Linked DNA regions of Mus musculus: region 2 is linked to region 1. A link is a loop called in an ENCODE intact Hi-C map of the cell type or tissue named here. Cell type or tissue: left cerebral cortex. All regions are shown on one strand. Links, peaks and the distances in the headings refer to the core of each region. The heading gives the core; the rest is flanking DNA. Region 1 holds the start of 5033406O09Rik (RIKEN cDNA 5033406O09 gene). Region 2 holds the start of LOC115488070 (a small nucleolar RNA gene).

Evidence for each region. Hi-C counts contacts between places; a loop is a spot of excess contacts. Peaks named below come from ENCODE experiments on the same cell type or tissue, not always from the same donor. Only the 100,000 strongest peaks of a DNase experiment are listed, where the experiment ranks them.
Region 2: it touches region 1 in a loop (2.2-fold over the local background); 11 of 42 quality-filtered maps call a loop at or near these places.

The regions. Positions count from the first base shown.
Region 1 is chr12:111,941,317-111,953,884 of GRCm38, forward strand. 5033406O09Rik (RIKEN cDNA 5033406O09 gene) reads right to left here and starts at 3,166. Exons shown (of 3, transcript NR_029464.2): 1 at 2,841-3,166; 2 at 2,569-2,750; 3 at 675-1,895. It overlaps Gm36757 (a long non-coding RNA gene), which reads left to right and starts at 4,642. Exons shown (of 3, transcript XR_003950158.1): 1 at 4,642-5,056; 2 at 9,085-10,001; 3 at 10,332-12,568. In left cerebral cortex, for the core only: a CTCF peak has its summit at 5,635 (motif pointing left); a DNase peak (open chromatin) is centred at 5,615; H3K27ac peaks cover 1,239 bases.
Region 2 is chr12:111,893,235-111,901,234 of GRCm38, forward strand. All of the region lies in intron 1 of Ppp1r13b (protein phosphatase 1, regulatory subunit 13B), which reads right to left. It overlaps LOC115488070 (a small nucleolar RNA gene), which reads right to left and starts at 213; the gene lies at 75-213. In left cerebral cortex, for the core only: no CTCF peak of the experiment used is centred there; no DNase peak of the experiment used is centred there; H3K27ac peaks cover 1,585 bases.

The DNA.
Region 1 (12,568 bases), core at 2,426-10,425:
ACAGATGGTTGTGAGCCTTCATGCGGTTGTTGGGAATTGAATTTTAGGACCTCTGCTCACTCTGGTCAACTCTACTCGTTCAGTCCCTGCTCACTCTGGCCCAAAGATTTATTTATTATTATAAATAAGTACACTGTAGCTGTCTTCTGTTGCCAGAAGAGTGGCATCAGATCTCATTGCCGGTGGTTTCGAGCCACCATGTGGTTGCTGGGATTTGAACTCAGGACCTTTGGAAGAGCAATCAGTGCTCTTACCCACTGAGCCATCTTGCCAGCCCAAGTTACAGCAAATTTAAGTGTCAAGATCTTAATTGGATTTACTTTCCATTTACAGAATGGAGCAGAACCTCATTTCATAAAAATAAAACCTACTCGTGTGCCAGTGTCCTGCGGTTTTGGATTTAAGTTTGGAGAAAGGTCAACAGAACAGGCACATCCCCCAAATCAGAATGGTTTATCTCAAAGTTATTTTTCCTGTAGAGGAGACAGGGATAGGGAGCGGTGGAGACATACTGATTGGTTAGCTTCCAGTCACTTAGGTTAGATAACAGCTGGTTTGGGGTTGGCAAAGTCTGTCAGTGAGTGACACGTGTGAGCGCCTCCATTGTGATTCCCAGTCTGCTATGTAACACTAGAAAGACAAATATGTCAACATCACACATTTATAAACATTTTCCTCAGAAAATGAGTTTATTTTCCCCGATTTCAGGAGAAATACACATATATCTACAGACCCTGCGACGGTCCTGATGGTCCTGTGTGATCTCAGGCGAGTCGTCCTGCCTTCCTAAGGCAGCCCCTGGAGCTGGATCCCTCCCTTCCCCGGGTAGGTGTTTCCAGAGCTGGCTTCCGTGCTGCTGCATGAAGGAGGTCTGTCTTCTACCATGGCCGTGGCCCATTTGAGGAGAAGCTGGAAGAGCTGGATAGCTTCCCCAGCCTGGAAGTGAGGGCCAGCCCCGCTGCAGTGCAAACCTGGCTCCCCAACCCAAAGTCCAGGCCCTAAGAATTAGTGCTCGGGATGGTTTTTTCTTGTTAAGATTTTTATTGGTGTGTGTGAGTGTGTATGTGCAAGAGCACATGTGTTCTCGTGTGTGCACACATATGACTTAAAGTATTCATGGAGGCCAAAAGACATTGTCGAAGCTGGGCAGTGCTGGCGCATGCCTTTAATCCCAGCACTCAGGAGGCTGGCAAATCTGAGTTCTAGACCAGCTTGGTCTACAGAGTGAATTCCAGTACAGGTGGGCTACAAGGAGACCCTGTCTCAAACAAGCAAACAAACAAAACCACACACGAAAAAGAAGTTTTTGTGTTCTCCAGAGATGCAGGTGGTTGTGAACCACCCGGTGTAGATGCTGGGCACTAAACTTGGGTCCTCTCCAAGAGCAGGACTTGCCCTTAACTGCCAAGCCAGTTTTCCAGCCTTGGTGGTTGGTTGGTTGGTTGGTTATTCTATGCAGAGTTACACCCATGTAGCCCATGCTGGCCAAGAACTCACTACCTACAGTAATTTCCTTGCTTCAGCCTGTTGGGTGCTTTATTTTTTTTTTTCTAGGTATTCTAGAACATTCTACAGAACCGCCTGAGCAGCCTCCCTCCAGTTTCTCAGGCCTTCTTCCTCCTCTGGTTCCTTCTGGTCGGGTGGAATGTCAGTCAACCAGCTGGAAGTGGGAGGGGGACTCAGAGGATTCTGGTCTGCCTTTCTGCTCAACCCTGACAAGCAGTGGTGCCCCAAGGCTACCCTGCAAGCAAGATGACCCGCTCTGGGACCACGAAGGAATCACACACGCGGGCTCTGTTCTGAGAAAGGGACAGGTTTAGATGAGAAACAAGAGCACTGCGCTGCTGCCTCTGGCATCTCGGAAAAACTCCAGGCTTCATGACAACAGCTTGTACCTAGAACCGAAAAAGAAGCCAGAAGCGTGCATGAGCAACAGGAATTCCAGTCAGTCTGAGCAGCTCTGGACTCCCCACCACAGGAGGCTGGGCCTGCACATTCCTGTAGCCATCTTCATCACTGCTGAGCCCCCTTCCCTCTGCTCTGGGCCGCATGGACCGTCCAGACTGGGCACCATGGCGATTCATGAGGATGGCCAGCCGTCTGTCCATCCCAGACTAAAGGCCCAAAACTGGCCCTGCAAGGCAGACCTGGGTTTTGAGAGCCTGAGCCCTCTGGCTGTGCCTCCTAAGCCCCTCTGTCCCTGTAGGGCCTGCCTTGTGGAAGCACAAAGAATTAGCTTTCGAAGCAGCAGGTCAGGAAAAGCAGGGTCTAACTGATATTCTAATTAGGGCGGCTTGAGCCTCCTCCACCCCATGACAGTGCGAGCTCGGCCTGCTGGGGACAGAGAGCGCAATGACAGCTCTGGTCTCCTCCTGCCTGATTTTGCTGGAGGCATCTTTCCTCCCTTCTGTTCATCAATTGTTTCTTTTTGGCCAGCATGGTGGGGGATGGGGCTCATGGACACTGTGGCTACGGTGGCACCTGTGTTCTCTCCCCAAGCCTAAGCCATATTGCCCTCCTGCTCCAACAGAGACCCAGCTTTCCTTCCTCTGGCCTTGGCCTGCCTACCTGGAAAGGCACTGGGTTGGCTTCCATTCAGGCTGATTCCTCATTAAACAGACACGCCCCTTGAAAGTTCCGTTTTCCTGGTCACTCATTAGGAAACCCAGTTCCTGGCCTACCTTCACGAGAGAATGGGGAGCCGAGCTGTGCAGACTGTGGAGGCCCCACTCTGCAGAAAGAAGGTCTCCCTAGGAGACAGCAACAGATGCCACAGACTGGCCCTGGCCATGCTCATCCCGCTTTCAGGGACCCACGAGTCCCTCCTCCCCCAGCCCTACCTAGATGAGGATACAGGAGAGCCAGGCTCAGTGATGACTCCGGGAGCAGAAGGAAGTCCTGAGTCACCCTGGCCGGGAGCAGGAAGTGGTTATCACCAGAACCAGCACTCCCAAAGCCCAGGAAGCCAGAGTGTGACGTCACAGCGGTGATGTCACCAGCCAGCAGGGATAGGAAGCATCTGCCAGGTCCCCAGCAGCCAGCCCTGTGCTTCTCCGTTCATCCTCTGTCCCTCTGTCCACCATGCGTGCTGCGGTCTACCCTGAGCACCGTGGCTGGCTGGGAATAGCTGAGTGAGGGCCTTGTCTAGTCTAGTAGGACACAGTGTGTGGTTCAGAGCTGGCAGGCGGGGCCTGGGCGGCTAGGGGGCGGGGCCGTGCCTGGGACCGCCCTCAGGAAAGGCCTCACTGAGCAGTTGGTGGTGTCTGCTTTGGGGCTTTGTGGGGTTCTGGGCCAGTTAAAACTTCCCTTCCTGGTGGAGGCAGTTTCACACAGCCTCCGTGTGGATGGACTCTGGCTATTTACAGGGCTGTAGGAAGAGGCTGAGTCACCAGGTAGCCTCCCTGGAGGCCCATGAGACTGGTCACCAAGGTCACAACCCTTGTGAGGCTGGTAGCCTGGAGCCTCTGGACCCTGACCCGAATGGGAGTTCAACTCTGCCCTGATAAGATATCATCTGCAGCCCGCTGGGCTTGGGGACTGTCACTTTATTGGTTTTGAAGTGCCTTGTTATTTTTTTGGTTATAGAGGTGATGTGGCCGAGTGATAAAGTCCTTTAGGCACCAGTGTGTGTGGGCGATGTTGTTGTTGGTGCCACCTCATGATGGGATGACTTGCCCAATCATAATTTACTAAAATCACAGCTCAACTAAGACCCTGGTAGAGAGAAATGCCATGAACCCCAGTCCTTCCCCACCTGAAGACCATCCACGACACACTTCTGGGGAGCCTCGCTCGGTGTGAACTGTAGGGTAGGTCTGGGTAAGAGCTGGACAAGAGAGCTGCTGACCCAGCCGGCCTGCCCTCCCCCCACCCCACCCCCAGCTGCTGTGACCACCCGGCATGCTGCTTATCTTGTTTCCCCAGATGCTTCCTGTGTGGGATGTAGGGGTGGGAGTGAGGGCCAGGCACTCTTCCAGGTCGCTCTGGAGACCTGATGTATCCCAAAGCTGAATGAACCCTGGGGGGAAGACTCCTGATGGCTTGCACGTGGGCCTTGAGGGAGAGACTGAGGGGGCACTCAGTCCCTGCATACCGTCCTTGGATGGGGTCCTCACCCACTGCGAGGCTGTAGGAGGCTGCCCCTGCCAGAAGTAAAGGCTAAGCCCGCTTCCCGTGCTGTCCTTGATATGCCCCAGCCATGGAAGCAGGTCAGGCCTCGGGGCAGCCCTCATACCAAGCTCCACTAAGTGGCACCCCTAGCTACTCCTCTTCAGCCCAGAGGGCATCCTCCTCTTCCTCCTCACTTCTCTGAACACAGAGGAGCATGCAGGCACAGAGCAGGGTGCAATAGCGACATGTCTGAGAACTCCACGGAAAGGTGCCCGCGGACACTGCCAGGCTTTCACCAGGTCCCCCTCCCTCATATCCCCTGGAACTTGTTTGCTCAACTCTGGTTCTCATCTGGGAACCTGGCTTCCCAAGGAACTTTGAGACCAGAGCCACCTCCATTGTATGTGTGATGGGGTTGGGCGGGAAGGGGGGGTGGGAAAGAATGCCTAACTAGTTACAAACCTTCCACATTCACAAAAGCTTACAGTTCATAATGGAATCTTTTCTGGCCCACAGCCCTGCAAAGCCCCAAAGCAGACACCACCAACTGCTCAGTGAGGCCTTTCCTGAGGGCGGTCCCAGGCACGGCCCCGCCCCCTAGCCGCCCAGGCCCCGCCTGCCAGCTCTGAACCACACACTGTGTCCTACTAGACTAGACAAGGCCCTCACTCAGCTATTCCCAGCCAGCCACGGTGCCCAGGGTAAACTACAGCACGCATGGTGGACAGAGGGACAGAGGATGAACGGAGAAGCACAGGGCTGGCTGCTGGGGACCTGGCAGATGCTTCCTATCCCTGCTGGCTGGTGACATCACCGCTGTGACGTCACACTCTGGCTTCCTGGGCTTTGGGAGTGCTGGTTCTGGTGATAACCACTTCCTGCTCCCGGCCAGGGTGACTCAGGACTTCCTTCTGCTCCCGGAGTCATCACTGAGCCTGGCTCTCCTGTATCCTCATCTAGGTGGGGCTGGGGGAGGAGGGACTCATGGGTCCCTGAAAGCGGGATGAGCATGGCCAGGGCCAGTCTGTGGCATCTGTTGCTGTCTCCTAGGGAGACCTTCTTCCTGCAGAGTGGGGCTTCCACAGTCTGCACAGCTCGGATACCCATTCTCTCCTAGACTGCTGGGGCAGCAGGGTAGCCTTCTTGTCTCTCTCCCTGGTTTTAAGTTGATTTCCATTCTCACCTATCCCAGACTGTTGTGTCCTGAGGGACTTCAGTCACCTAAGTTCACTGTCATATGGTCATACACTACCTTGCTGATTGGTATTGCCACCTCATCTGCAGTTGAGGACTGTTAACCCTGGACAGGACTCCAGTAGAGTGTGCTGTCTTTCATCTATGTGCTACACGGGCATCAGGTCCAGGCTGGGGTCTGGAAAGTGGAAGCAACCAGGGAGCCTTTCAGCTGGGCTCAGGAGTTGAGAGCTCTTCCTGTGACACTTAGGTCTGGGCCCAGCACTTCCTTTTTTTCCTGGCTACCTCTCAGACAGGCCTTGGCCTAGGCACTGGTCTTCTACTGCCCTCTTGGGGACATCTTTGCTTTAGGCTCCACCTGTCTGGTACTTGGTATCCCTCCCGTCTGTCAGGCAGCTTCTTAGACCTTTGCCTTCTGGTGAGGCCATTGTAAGCCTTGTATTGTCTCCAGCACCCTCCAAAGCCACCATGGCACCCTCCCTCAATTGTGACCATACTGTTGTCCCTTTTCAACTGCAACCTTTCCTCAGCTTCCTCAGCCCAGGGGTCACTGGGCAGCACCTGAGGTCTCCTGGGAGGGTGGCCCCGGAACTCGCCTTTCACGATGCTCTCCTGGGAAGGACACACCATAGGCTCACCTAGACAGATGTACTCCTAGTCACAGTGGGATCTTTAGGACTAAGATGACAGATCTGGAGAGGCCACCGGAGCCTATGGGTGAGTGGGGAGGCTGGGTTGTGGGGTCCGGCCTGGGGTAGTCTTCTGGGAGTGTTTGCTGGTTGTGACCACAGGAAAGGGGTAGATAGTGGGTACACTTGGCTGGCTTAGAGGCCAGAGAATTTGGACCTGGAGGAAGGATTGGGCAGAGCACATTGGAAAAGCTTGGCTACCCATCAGGGAGGTCTGCCTGTGGGGCTTGGAAAGGCACTGCATGCAGGAAGGGTCCTTTAAGCACTGAGGCCATAAGTGTGTGGCGGGTGTCTGGAGAGACCCTGGGCTTATCTGCTTTCTGCTACTTCCCTGCCACTAGGAACCACTGTGCTAGACTCTTTTGGTTTTAGGAGCCAGTGTACTAGACTCCGTTGGTTTAGCTGAGGATTTTGTCACCTTGTTCGCTTTGATCTGATACGTCTTTTCCTTTGATGGGAACTCCTCTAGTGTTTGGGATGGAAAACATGATCGTTGTTTGGGGGTCTTCCCAATGTAAAAGAAATACTTGGTGGAGCCCTGGCATTTGGCTCTTCCAGAAACTCCCATGGGGCCAGAGTTTCCCCAGACCCAGCTGACATAGAGGCTAGCCTGAGGTCAGCATATAGGCAGCACTGTGTGCACTCCTTGCCCAGAGGCTTAGAGATGAGAGGAGCTAGGGTAGCCGTAAGGTGACCTTATTAGACTCCAAGGGTGCCAATCTCTCTACAAACTTGCAATAAAATGTTACTTTACATTTTATTGTTTAAGATCACATGGGAAGCCAGGCATGGTGGTGCATACCCATGATGTCAGTACTGGGGAGGTTGGGGCTGGAGGCTGCCATGAGTTTAATGCTAGGCTAGACAGTGTACATACAAATCACCCAGGCTACTCAGAGGAAGATCCTATCTGCAAACAGCAACAACACAAAGCAAATAAAATGAGGACAGAAAGCCGCATAGTAATTCTTGAGTATAGTTTTGTAAAAACTGAAGCATTGGCCATAAATTTAAAGTTCGTCTTGACAAGTCCCATCTGATCTCGTCCCCTCTTCAGGATGCATTCACTATTCTGGTTTTGGATTCATTTTGTACTATTTACATATGTGGATGGATTTTTTTGTTAGTGCTGTTTGTTTTTAGATAGATTCTCACTGTGTAGTCCTGGCTAGCCTGGAACTTCCTATGTAGACGAGGCTAGACTTGAACTCCAGAGATCCACCTTGCCTCTGCCTCCCCAGTGCTGGGACTAAAGAGGTGAGCCACAATGTCTGCTAATATGTGCAGGTTTTAAATCATGGTATCACGGTGCATACAGCCCGCCTCTGCAGGTCTCTCTTGGAGCTCTTATTGCTTCAGTTTGTAGGAACTGACTTTAGAGCCTGTCCCTGCTGCAAAGGGCCCCATCTACAGCCATGTCCTCCGCAGCAATCATGACCCCATTTTATCTATGAGAAGGTTGGGGCTCTGTGTGTGTGTGTGTGTGTGTGTGTTGGATTGATTGGCTCAGGGTCTGGGAGAGGGCTAGGAGGAGCAGGCTTGACCTGGCAGCAAGGAATGATGACCAGGACCCCAGCCACAGGGCAGCAAGGGATGCTGGGGAATGTTGTGACGCCAGCTGTGTTGGGTTTGGGGATGGCACATAAGCACTCTGGGACCTGGAGGAGTTATTGAGGCATGATATCTGGCCACATGTTCTCCCTTTCAGACACCAGGCCCCTCTGCTGGCCAGGCTGGGTTTGCAAAGCTGGACCTTGCGCTCCAGGATATCAACTCTGACCCACTTCTGTACTGGCTGCTCCTAGGTGTTCTCACCCCTACTCCTACGGGGAAATGCCAATCCTCCTACCTCACCAGCGTGGAGTGGCCTCTCTACTGGGTATCTGTCCCCTAGGACCCATGTCAGGGCCAGGTATACGCTGTTATAGAAAGGGCAGGCTTGCCAGGTGGGTGGGGTGTGATATGTGATATGCCCTTTGGTCAAAGGGGCCAACGTGGTAATTAGGGCAAGCATCCGTCAGAAGAGAAGTGCTGGAGATGCTCACCTGTGTCCTAAGCCTGGCTTCCTTCTGATTCAAGGTTGCTTACCATTTGCCAGCCTGAAATAGTAAATCCAGGCATCTGGCAGACCATGGTCTTACTCCATTCTTCAGAAATGGGCCTCCCTCAGCTGACCTGCCTCCATCCCTGGTGTTTGACTGACTCAGGCTAAGGCCATCCCCAGCACCGGGCAGTGTTGTTGGCCTGGTTCCCCAGGGCTGGCTCCACTGGACTACCTTGTTTCAGTCTCCTTGGAGACCACTAGCTACACAAAGCCACAGGTGCCCAGTGGTAAGGGCCACCTTCACCCTCAGCTATGGTGTGGGCCTGAGGGTTCCTTGTAATCCTGGTCCACTGCTCAGTGGGCCTTGGGAACCTTGGGGCTGGCCATACTAGCTGGACTCCCACAAGCTTTTCTTCTTCGTTTTAAAGAAATTTTTGTTACAGCAGAATTTTATAATCCAAATTACATTTCTTCGCTCAGCTCTCAACTCTGTTACTTAAAGTAGGACAGCCGCCCTAAGCCATTTCACAGTAAAGAATTATAAGGCTCAAGAAAGGGATGCCTGAATTTTGTATTTTGCTAAAAATTCTTTTCCCCAGGGTCTTTAAAACCCTTTAATTTTTTTCATATTTCACTATTCATATAAATGTTTTTATTTATTTCAGAGAGAGAGAGAGAGGGAGGGAGAGAGAGAGAAAGAGAGAGAGAGAGAGAGAGAGAGAGAGAGAGAGAGAGAGAGAGAGAGCACTGTATAGGAGTGGCGCTCAGAGGACTGGTTCTCTCCTTCCACCAAGTGAGCCTCAGTCTCAGGTCGTCAGGCTTGGCTGCAGGCACAGGCACCCTCACCTCCTGAGCCAGCTCAGCAACCGCTCGCCCACTTGTCCTTTTAAATCAAGTAATTTAGGGCCAGCATTCTTCACTAGATCTGGCATTTGCTCAGTATGTTAATAAGACTCAAGGTTTGTTTTTCCTTTTTTATATTTTTCAAAATTTCACAGCATTAATATTGTGAAATCTTTTCCAATACTTACATCTTCAAATGTTTAGATACTTTTCTTTGGTGAAGCATGAATTTATCATCACGGCTCATGATTCATCCTAAACAGTTGGAGCTCTGTGCTCTGTTAGCTGCTATCTGGGCAGCTGTTGGGCTTGGTGGCCTTGCTGTACAGATACAGTTCCATCGTCCTTAGAGCAAAAAGACTGACTGAAGAATGCAGCCTATGAAGGGGATTTGAAGTGCGAGCCTCCAACATGGCTGTGGTTCTGCCAGCAAGAGCAGGGTATGTGGCTTGAAACATTGTCCACCTGATGTTTGCTTTTGCTTTTAAGACAGATGCCAACACGGAAGCTAACAGTTTCTGACCTCATATGTAAACAACAGGCCATTTCAGGGTAGCTTGCAGCTATGCGTTATAGTTGGGGATGTTAGAGGGTCATGCAGCACGGTCCTGGCAGCTGCCAGGAAGGAGATGCCAGCTGGGGAGCTGAGGATGGGGTCCAGGGCAGTGTGGACACTTGCCATTCTCTGCATATAACGAGTAAGGTGGGTCTGGCATCTTCTCGACACTGAACTAAAGCTACGTACACGGTCTTGGAAATGCAGGAGGTGGTGGCACATGGGCGTTTTCATCTTATGCATGTGGTGCCTGTGGTGAGCAGAAGAGTGTGCCAGATCCACAGGCGTGAGCTGCCATGTGGGTCCCCGAAACAGAATCCTCTGCAAGAACAAGTGCTCTTGACCACTGAGATTCCCCCAGCCCTTCCTACCCGGGTCTTCGTGCCTGCCTGCATTGTCTCAGTCCCATCTGATCTCAGCAGTGACCGCCGTCTCCGTCTTTAAGGGAGTGTTTGAAGACACTGTGCTGTGGGAAGAAGTTTCCATGTGGAGCTTTTTCGGAGAAGGACCAGAGCTTGTGACGAGCCTCCATGTAGTCATCACCTGATGGCACATCTTCTCTTCGGTATCCTCCATATTGTTCCCTTCTGCCCTAATATTCTGAAGCCACCAAGGAGCTTTCTGTTGACAACATTGACCAGATTCACTCCAGGAGCTGAATTCTAGGCTGGGGCCCAGAATAGATGTGCTTAAACAGAGCTCTCTCAGAGTCTTGGCGGAGCAGCCAAGGCTGAGCGCTGGGACATTGAGAGACCCCAGGGGAGGTGGAAGAGATGAGTTTACCTGGATCCGTTAAAGGACACTGGTATCTTTCCTCCAAGTTCCTTCCAGAGAATCAGCTGCTCCAGACAGGGACGAATCCCCCTAATGTCCCCTTCCCTACCTCCTCTTATAGGGTCTTGGCAGGAAGAGAGCAATGCCTTCCTGTCTCCTTGATGACGTATCAGCCGTGTCAGCCCCCCACCAGTGAGAGAAAAGGCCTGTGGGATATACCCATCTGCAAGGGTTAACTGAGACACCATGAGGATAAATGTTCCCTAGGCCTCAGCCAGCTGGATCCCGTGATCCAGAGCCTGGTGCTGGCACAGCCAGCAAACAAAGATGCTTTGTTCATGTACGAGAATAAACACTTCCCCTGGATATTTACTCCCGGGCTCAAGTGTAATATGGGGTGTAAGTTACTCTTTAACAGGCAATTGGATACTGGCTGTTGAGTTCTGAACTAATTTCCTGGAGGGAAGGGATGGCTACATCTGCCCAGGGGATGACCAGCCTCAGGAGCGCCTATGGCTGGCCATTACCAGAATCTGAGAACAGACACAGTGGCCACTGCAGGCTTCTCCAAGAGGCAGGGGAAGCGGAATGAAATGGAGGCCCAGCAAAGGGGATGTTTATTTTGCCAAGGCAAGGAACCTGCCTGTCCATTCCCCTGCATCCACACCAGCTGCTTGGGAGAAGGCAGTCATCGTGTGCTTTGGGTGGGAATAGGCTGTCCAGTGCCACGGTGCCCAGCCCCAAGCTCCATTCCCACCATTAACTGTTGCTACCCAAGTCTAAGCCTAGTCTTCTAGATCAGAGGCAATGGCTGACATACCATGACCTGTCAGTCTTTAGAACTTAAGTAAAACTGCACGGAGTGAGGCGTGGTGATTGCTGGCAGGGTCCTTGTCTGGCATGTGGCAGGCGCTGGGTTCCATCCCTGACATCTCAAAAGTAAATGAATAGCTACTGCACATAGTTTTACATGTCAATCATTAGAAACCTAGATGAAGACTTTGGACAGAGATTGTGTAGGATCCACGGGGAGGAAAGGAAGCCATCTCTCTTCCTACTGCCTGCTCTGATTGGACCATGGGAGACCTCTGCCCCAGGGAAGTTTGTCCTTGGCTTGCTAGAGACCTATCGCTAAGTACAGAAAGATGACAAGGCTATTGACTTGCCCCTGCGTGGATATTTGGACCAGAAAAAGAGGAGGGAATCACTTTGCAGGAGGATGATATAAGTAAATGACATGTGGGCATCATGGAGGTCACTGCACAATGCCATCCTCTGTGGCGGGCACAGGAGGGCACCAGGAGACAGACTCAGGAAGAGGTGTGGAAGGAAGCAAGTCAGAAGCCCTCAGAGCAACAGAGAGCTGTCCTTTCCTTGACTGTGTGGTGGTTGGAATGAGAACAGTTCCTGTTCGCTCATAGATTTGAATATTTGGTTCTTGGAAAGGTTCGAAGATGTGGCCTTGTTGGAGGAGGTATGTCACAGGTGGTTGGCTTTGAGGTTTCAAAAGCCTATGCTAGGTCCAGTCTCCATCTCTCTTCCTGCATCTTGCAGATAAGATCTACAAAAGCTCCTAGCAATTGCTCTAGCACGATGCCTGCCTGCCACAACGCTCCTCTCCATGATGGTAAGGACTCACCCTCTCAGACTATAAGCAAGCCCCCAATTAAGTACTTTCTTCTAAAGTTTATCTTGCTCATGGTGTCTCATTATGGCCATAGAAAAGTAACAGAGACAACTTGTTTGGATTCAGGGGCCAGCCACAGAACTAGGACCCAGGATCCTGTGACCTGTCAGTAGATCTGGGCACCATGAGCTCCTGAGAGAGGCCATCTCAGGATGGCTACCTGTGGGCCCTGGGCTTCACTCTTCTTCGTGCTCCCAGCTGCTTTTATTGACAAGTGGGGAGATAAAGAAGATTGGGAGTGGAGTCAGAGGCTGTCATGTGTACACGTGAGCCTAGAGTCAGCCCACTTTCCACCTGTAGTAGACTTAGGTTGACCTGTATCGGCTCAAACACTGAGTGGGTGGGGATCTAACAGATTTGGGTGGTCAAGAAGGGGAGGGTCTGAACCTGGGTTCTGAAGAGATTGGAAACTTGCCTGTGGTGGCTAAAACTCAAGAAGCTAGGTTGACCTGTATCGGCTCAAACACTGAGTGGGTGGGGATCTAACAGATTTGGGTGGTCAAGAAGGGGAGGGTCTGAACCTGGGTTCTGAAGAGATTGGAAACTTGCCTGTGGTGGCTAAAACTCAAGAAGCTGGGTATTTAAAAACAATAATTTGAAGCGGGAAGACCTACTTTAACCCCAGATCTTTTGAGATGGAAAGATCCATCTTTAATCCGGGCCACACCTTC
Region 2 (8,000 bases), core at 1-8,000, 51 kb before region 1:
GTGGTGTAGTCATCCACAGGTCTCTCTGTCTTCCTCCTCCAACTGTGCTACCTGGTTTTGATTTGAATTGATTTTTATATGTCCTAGGCGTAAGACAGCTTTGGCCTCCAAGCCAGGCATCAGGCTAGGATGAACAAAGGACTGCCATCTACTCTGCCCCTGACTAAGAACACCAGCATCAACAAGGTGTCTCTTTGCCCATTGCCAAGGGCTATTTTTCTTTTTCTCTTTCTTTTTCTTTTTAAGGACAGGGTCTTACTTTGTAGCTATGGCTGGTATGGAACTCACTATGTAGACTAAGGTGACCTTAAACTCACAAAGACCCTTTTTCTGCCTCATGAGTAATGGGATTAAAGATGTGGGTACCACACTCAGCTGCTACTACTACTTTTAATATATATTTAACATAAACATACATACATACATAGTTTGTGTGTGTTTTGCCTGACTGAGCATAAAGTGCATTCCCAGTGCCCAAAAGAAGTCCAAAGAGGGCGTTAGATCCCCAGGAAATGGAGTTAATCCCTAAACCATCTCTCCAGCCCCTACTGTTACTTTTAAAAGTCCCACTCTCCCTTCCAAGCCATTCAGGGTCAGGTATCTATTCCTGGAAATTCTCCAAAAGGACAGGAAACCAACTGGACCATAGGCTTTTCTCTATTAACTGAGATATCTGAAGTATATTCAATTATACAGGTAAACATTCATATAAAAAGATTAAGAGTAGACTACCAAGTTTTCTTGTCTCTTTGTGGCAAAGCTTATAGTACAACAGGCAGGAAACATCAATACTCACACAAAACAAACTGCTACTTTGTATATAACATAAATTGGGTACATTTGCAGGCTCACTCTCTATTCATTTAGGAAAATGTTACTGAGTCCAACCTGGCCCTGAGCCAGACTCTGGACATACAAGGTCAGAAAGACTGGCCCAAGGCTTACTTCCTCACTGGACCTGAGACCTAAGAGAACAGAGAACTACAATGTGGAGTTGCCAAGTGCCAAGAGATCCCATGGGGAGGAGCCCAGACTCCAGGATCAGAAAAGACTTCCCAAAGGAAGCAACAAGTAGGCTGGGCAGGAAAGGAGTTAGTTGTGGACAGGAATGGGGGATTGGACAGGCAGTGCTGCAGTTGACAGAGAAGAGAGCAAAGCAGAGCCAGGCGGCAAGGAGTCTGCCAAGATGGCCTTATTAGGCACAGCAGTCTGGATACACTGACCAGACAATCAACCACACCATGGCATGGTTATCCACCCTGCCTGTCTCACTCTGCAAAACAACACAGGGCCTCCTCTCCTGCCTTCCTGCTAAATGGTCATCTTTTTACACTCTGATCTTATTTCTGCTATTCTCTCATATTTCATTTACAAAGAATAGAAAGTAAAACTCAAAATAATCCAGTGTGTTAAAATATACTAATTGAAAAATCAGAAAAATGAAAACTAGAAAGTCTCCCCAGACACAGTAGGGCTAATGAAGTATTTCAGAGAGAAAGAGTAGCTTAATTATAACAGTACTGGCAATTAAATGTTGATTAAATCATCCCTTCAAATTTTCCTATACCTTAATTAGAATCCTAAATCATTTAATCATTAATTATACTATTCCTATAGTTGTTGGGGTAGACTCAAATGTTGTAGCAAACAACAGTTGTTTATTGAAAATTAGTTGTCCGAAGACACCAATGAAAAAGAATCCTTATAAAAGGATAATGTAACATTTCTTTCACCTGTGAAAACTTGTTTGGTAAGCCCTTATCTAAAGCAATCTCCTTAGCAAAAATGTCTGAAATGAACTGACACAAAACCATTAAGCATTTCGGAGCATACCTTAGTGCTTGTTATGTGCCAGATCTTGTGGGGTCTTTACACTGCAGCAGTTCAGTTAATCCTAACTCCTACACTATGATGTTCACTCTATATATTAGGAAACTGAGACAAGGAAATTAAGTAATTCACCCAAGATCACACTGCTAGGTAGGACATGAGAGTCTTTCCTCCCCAAATATATTCCTTCATTACTTCACTATCCTACAACATCAAACATCAAAGCAAATGTTAACAACTATAATAAAAGCCCTTCCAGGCCCAGCATGGTGGTACAAGCCTTCAATCCTAGCACTCAGGAAGTAAAGGCAGGTGGATCTCTGATTTTGAGGCTAGCCTAGTCTACATAGCAAGTTCCAGGTTTTTTTTTTTTTAAAAAAAAAGGCAAACCAAAGCCCTTCCATGGACTTTAAGGAATTAAAACTACAGGATGGTAGCTCTTTTACCTAAACCACACCACATGGCTACTGAGAACTTAAAAACATGGTTAACAGGCTGGAGAGATGGCTCAGTGGTTAAGAGCACTGACTGCTCTTCAGAAGGTCCTGAGTTCAAGTCCCAGCAACCACATGGTGGCTCACAATCATCTGTAATGAGATCAAAATGCCCTCTTCCGGAGTGTCTGAAGACAGTTACAGTGTACTTACATATAAATAATAAATAAATAGATAAATAAATAAATCTTTTTTTTTTTAAAGAACATGGTTAGCATGAATTGAGGTAAATTTTATGTGTAAAGCATGTTCTGGAATTTGAGACTCAGCCGAGGAATTTAATATGTCATTAATACTTCAATACTGTATGCTGAAATGCTTTGGATATGATGGGTTAATTGTACTGAATCTTTTTACTTTTCTGCTCAGCTCCTGGACACTGAAAAATGAGACTTGTAGTTCCATCGTGTCCTACTGCACACAGCACTCGACAGTGCATCATCTCTAGACATCACTGACAGTGTTTACCCCTTTCTGATGACTCAGGCAGCATAAGGAGCTTTAACTATACCCTGTGTGCTCTATAATCACGCCTCAGGTACCAACAAGTCAGGCTGCCCCTTAGACCTCAGATTACAGCCTCCCAGCGTGCTGAAGCCGTGCCATTGTATGACTTCCAGGCTGAGATGGAGCCCTGCAACTCTCTGTATCCAGCTTCCATGCTGCAGCACCTAACCTTGCCAAGCTGGGTAAACTGTAGTGGTCTCACACAAAAGAATGAAGATCCTGAGAGTTTAAAGGACTTTGACAACTATGCTGATGGCTCAGCTCATACTCTGTCTTTACTTCAAACGACTCCTTTCTCCAACTCCAGTCATACCAGCTTTAACTGGAAGACACTCAGTTCAACTTAAAAGCTCCAATCGTAGTTTTAGTTTGAAGACAGGAAGGTACTGTAGATGGGCAATGGTGGACAGTGTGAACACATCCCCTGCCACCTGAACTGGACAATCACGTGGTAACTTTTACCTTACCACAATAACATACACATTTTAAAGCCCCTTTTCCAGTTTCATGTTTTCCTCAGAATCCAGTTCAAACTCACATGCAGTCAGGGTTAGCCCTCAGACTCTAGCCTCCACCTACATTTTCTCAGTCCCTCCTCGCCTCCCTCCTCCGGCCTCAAGTTCCAGTGACTTTCTCTCATTATGCATTCCATTTCTGACCTTGGCCTCTGACTTGCAACCTTTCTACCTAACAGGCCTGCTCCATCACCTCCATCCTTCCAGAGCTCTCTCTGACCCCCAGCCTCCAACCCTTTATCAACATGGAAGGTTGCAAAGATAGTTGCTGGCACCCTGCTCTGCAGCAGCTGGTACTGCCATGCTTGAATTTTTCACATGGCACTGTTGTTTACATCCTACATGATGAGCTCATTTCAAGCAGGCCAGACCCTATGTATAATTAACGCACCCAACGCTGTTGAGCTCATTCAGTAAACAGTACTTTCTGAAGGCCACTGGGGGCCTTGCCATGTCCTAGGCACTAAAGATACTGCACTGGGAAAGGAAAACAGACTCCTGCTTTCCTGGAGTGCCCAGAGATAAACACCAGGCAGGCACTGTCCTAAAGGAAGTAAAAAGCACAGTGTGGGAGGGGCGTTTCCTGTGAGGTTGGTTGTCTGGGAGGTGCTGCCAAGCAGCTCTTATCAGAACCCCGGTGAACTGCACTGGTCTGGTTGAGTTGGTCTGAATAATAGAAATACTAGACAAGACAGGCAAACTTTCATCTTTAACAAAAGGAAGCTATGTTCTCTGTGTTCTATCAACTAGGTAGACTTTACAATCTCATTCCAGCCCTCCTAGCGTGAAGAGTGGAAGCACACTGTGAGTGCAGTCTCTATCCTATCTCCACAATGGCTCCTGGATACAACAGAAAACGTAAGAGCAAATGTTTACTGAGTGCTTACCATGGATACTGACACTCCAGCGCTTGACAAGCCACACAGCCATCTTAGGAAACACCTATACTAAAGAGGAAGAAGATAAGGCCCAAAGATGTTACATAATTTATCCAAGGCCTCAGAAAAGAGAGTGGCAAAGCCAGAATCAGAAGCCCACCATGGCACTGAAGCCTAGCTTGTAACTACCATGCTGTGTGGCTTTCTACTAGTATTTCTCCAGTCAGAGTCTAAAATAGGAGGATGCAAGTTCAAGGCTAGTCTGAAATATAGATACACACATATATGTATATATATTAATATATATATATGCATGATATATATCAGGTTCTAAACTAGCTTGAGATACCCTGTTGAGAGAAAGAAAAAGAGAAAGAGAGAGAAAGCAGGCAGGCAGGCAGGCGAGCGTATAGAACAGCTAGGTACTTTATAACTAAGATGAAAGAGCTGCAGTCCAGCCATGATCTGGGAAACTTGGGTTCGTCATCTCAAGAACCTGACTGTGTATAAAGTGAGGTATACAGTACAGTATAGATGCCCAGGCAGCAACCCTCATATCAAACACACAGCACTAAAAGCTACTTAATCTGAAGGGAAAGACTTGTTAGCCCTGCACTGAGACCTTCAGATTTAAGAGTACCATACCTGGAGTAGCCACCATCTCAAACAGCCCAGTGAAAACACATCGTCCTCAGCCCCCTTACACTAACTGCTGCATATCTGCTCTGTCTTGAAGACAAATCCAGCTGCTGAAGCAGAAAGCCTGTCACCCTCAACTCCTGTCACTGTTCCTCCTCTATCACGCTCACATGCACTCACACTCACACACACTCACAAGCACTCTCACATACTCAAACATACTCACACACACATGCACTTACGTCACACAAGCACTCTTACACACATGCACTCACACACTTACACATATAAGAAGTCTCACACACACGCACTCACACAAGCACTCGTACTCCATCAGACCAGCCTTACTTGTAACTGAACCTTTTTCTTCTGGCAAGTCTGAATCAGCTGGTCTCTTAACTGATCTTGCTACATTCATTTTTTCCAAGGCATTTTTTTTTAATTATTACATTTTGCTTACTCCCGTGTGGTAGATGGGAAGGGGTTGTGAGAGTGCCACAGTGCAACAGTGGAAGTCAAGTGTCAGGAGCTGACTCTCTCCTGCCATCGTGAGGGACTTAGGGATCACACTCAGGTCTTCAGGGGTGGTGGCGTGCATTTACCTCTAAGCCCTCTCATTTGGCACTCAGTTTCTTTCTCTCCTTCTCCACACACGTTCTACCCTCCACTGGCTCCAGAATTACTCTTCTACAGTTTCCCAGCCTTTTAACTAAGGTCAAGTACAGAACATACCCTTCTACCGTGGAAACCTGACTGGTTGCTGCACTTCCTGAAGGTCAAACTCTGCTCCTGCAGGCACCCGCGCACCCGTATACACCCACAATGGGATGACTATACCCTGCATGTCATCTCTTCCTTCATTCAACAAATGTTTACGGAATACCAACTGTGTGCCAATTGCTAGATCAGGTAGTGGCACAACAGAAAATAAAATGCGAGTATTCCTGCTCTCCTCTCCTGAAAGGCAGAAATGGAGCCACGAACACACACAACTGCTAAGAGCTGCAACTGCAGCAGATATAAACTGAGCATCCTATCCAAACTCTGAACTTCAAAACTGAACATCACATGAAACACAAGTGAAGACTCCACACCTGACCCATGTGACAGATCTGACAAAATATTAAAAATATCGTGCAGAATCTCCTTCAGTCTGCAGGTATGATGCATGGGAAAAAACAAATCTTGTGCTTAAACATGAGCTCAAGTTCCAAGTCTTACATGTACAGAAACATTCTGAAATCCAGGGGAATAAGAGGTAAATCAGAGACTCTAGTCAGCACTTCAGATAAGGGATACATACTCACTGTAGTTCAAAGATGAACTAGGTAAACTATTCTGAAATGAGATGGCTGCCACAGAGTGTCACCTTGTCATACTCTAAAGTCACTGATTTATACACATTAAAAGTGGCATATAAATGATATTCCCTCTCACCTACAAAAGAAAAACCACCCACACAAGTAAGATGGCTCAGCAGGTTTCTATCGATGTGATACAATGCCATAACTAAAATCCACTTAGGGAGGAAATGGTTTCTTTAGCTTACAGTTTAGAGTCCATCACGAAGGGAAGCCAAGGTAGGCACTCAAGGTAGGAACCTGTAAGCAGGAACTGAAGCAGAGTATCACGGAAGGCTACTTATTGGCTTGGTTTCCACGGCCTGCTCAGCCTGCGTTCTTTCTTATAAAACTCAGGATCACCTGCCCAGGGCTGGCACCACCCATAGTGGGCTGGGCCCTCACACATCAAACACTATCGAGAAAATGCACTACTGACTTGCCTACAGGCCAGACTAATGAAGGCATTTTTAAATTGAGGTTCCCTTTCCCCAAATGTTCCTAGTTTGTGTCTAGCTGGTAAAAAACCAACCAGCACAGCAGCTAAAATCAGTCACTGTGTAAGCCTGAGGACCTGCAGGTGATGCCCAGAGCCCAGAGTGGAAGAACGGAATGACTCTGGAAAGCTGGCCTCTGACTGCTTCATGTACACTGTGGCATTTACATACCCAGAGTCTCATATTTTCATAGACTCTCTCTTTCTCCCTCTCTCTCCCTTCTTCCCTCTCTCTCTCTCTTTCTCTCTCTTTCTCTCTCTTTCTCTCTCTCTCTCTCTCTCTCTCTCTCTCTCTCTCTCTCTCTCTCTCTCTCTCTCTCACACACACACACACACACACACACACAGTTTAAAAAAGCAAACCACCACAGCACCATAGCAGGCTATATGTATGCTTCTGAGCATTTACTAAGTGCCAGGTACCTTTTATATAAGTTAGGAGATCCTACCAATCCTACAGTTAACGTTATCTTTAACTTAGCAAATGAAGGATCCAGGCATCGTGACACACACCTGTGACCCCAGCACTTGCGCAGTAGAGGAGGGAGAATCTCTGTGAGTTTGAGATTTACCCAAGACCCCCCACATGCTTTCCTAACGTAGTAAAGTCAGTTTAGCAATGCCTGAAGTTTAGAACTACTTAAGATACATTAAGGAGATCATGTTTCATTTCTTATAACAAAAAACTCCTTCTCCCTTCACTGATCCTGAAGACACTATTACATCAGTTATATCACCCACCCCACCTCTTCACCCATCATGAACACCATCACTTTCCTAACCCAGTCTCTTCCAGTACTCCCTCACTCACTTTGCTCAGCTCACAGGCCTCCCTACGTGTCCAGCAATACTGGGCACACTCCCACCACGGGGCCTTTGCATGTGCTTGAACTATGATGGTGACAATCATGGCGTATGCTATCAATCGTGGCTATGCCAAATCTTCAGTTAACACTTCCTGTAAACATACCAAAATGCCAATAGCACCCTGCACTGAAGTGTACATTCATATTTTAGATTTCATTTATTAAGCTTAACAAAACTGCTCTCAGTTTTCAAGCCTTTCATTGTTCTTCATGATGTCACCTCACATTCTTATTTTATAAGATCTAGTAGCAGCAGCCTTTGCTTATCAATTAGTATGTACAACAGTCATAAAGCTATCTTTGCAGCAAAATAAAGCAAGACAATCAAGCCAAGAAAGTGTCACAATAGAACCTGATTATACCAGTTCTTGGGCCCTAGAAGCACAGTCTGTGAAATAACTATGGCAACAGCGCTTCAAGGCACCAAACCCCACC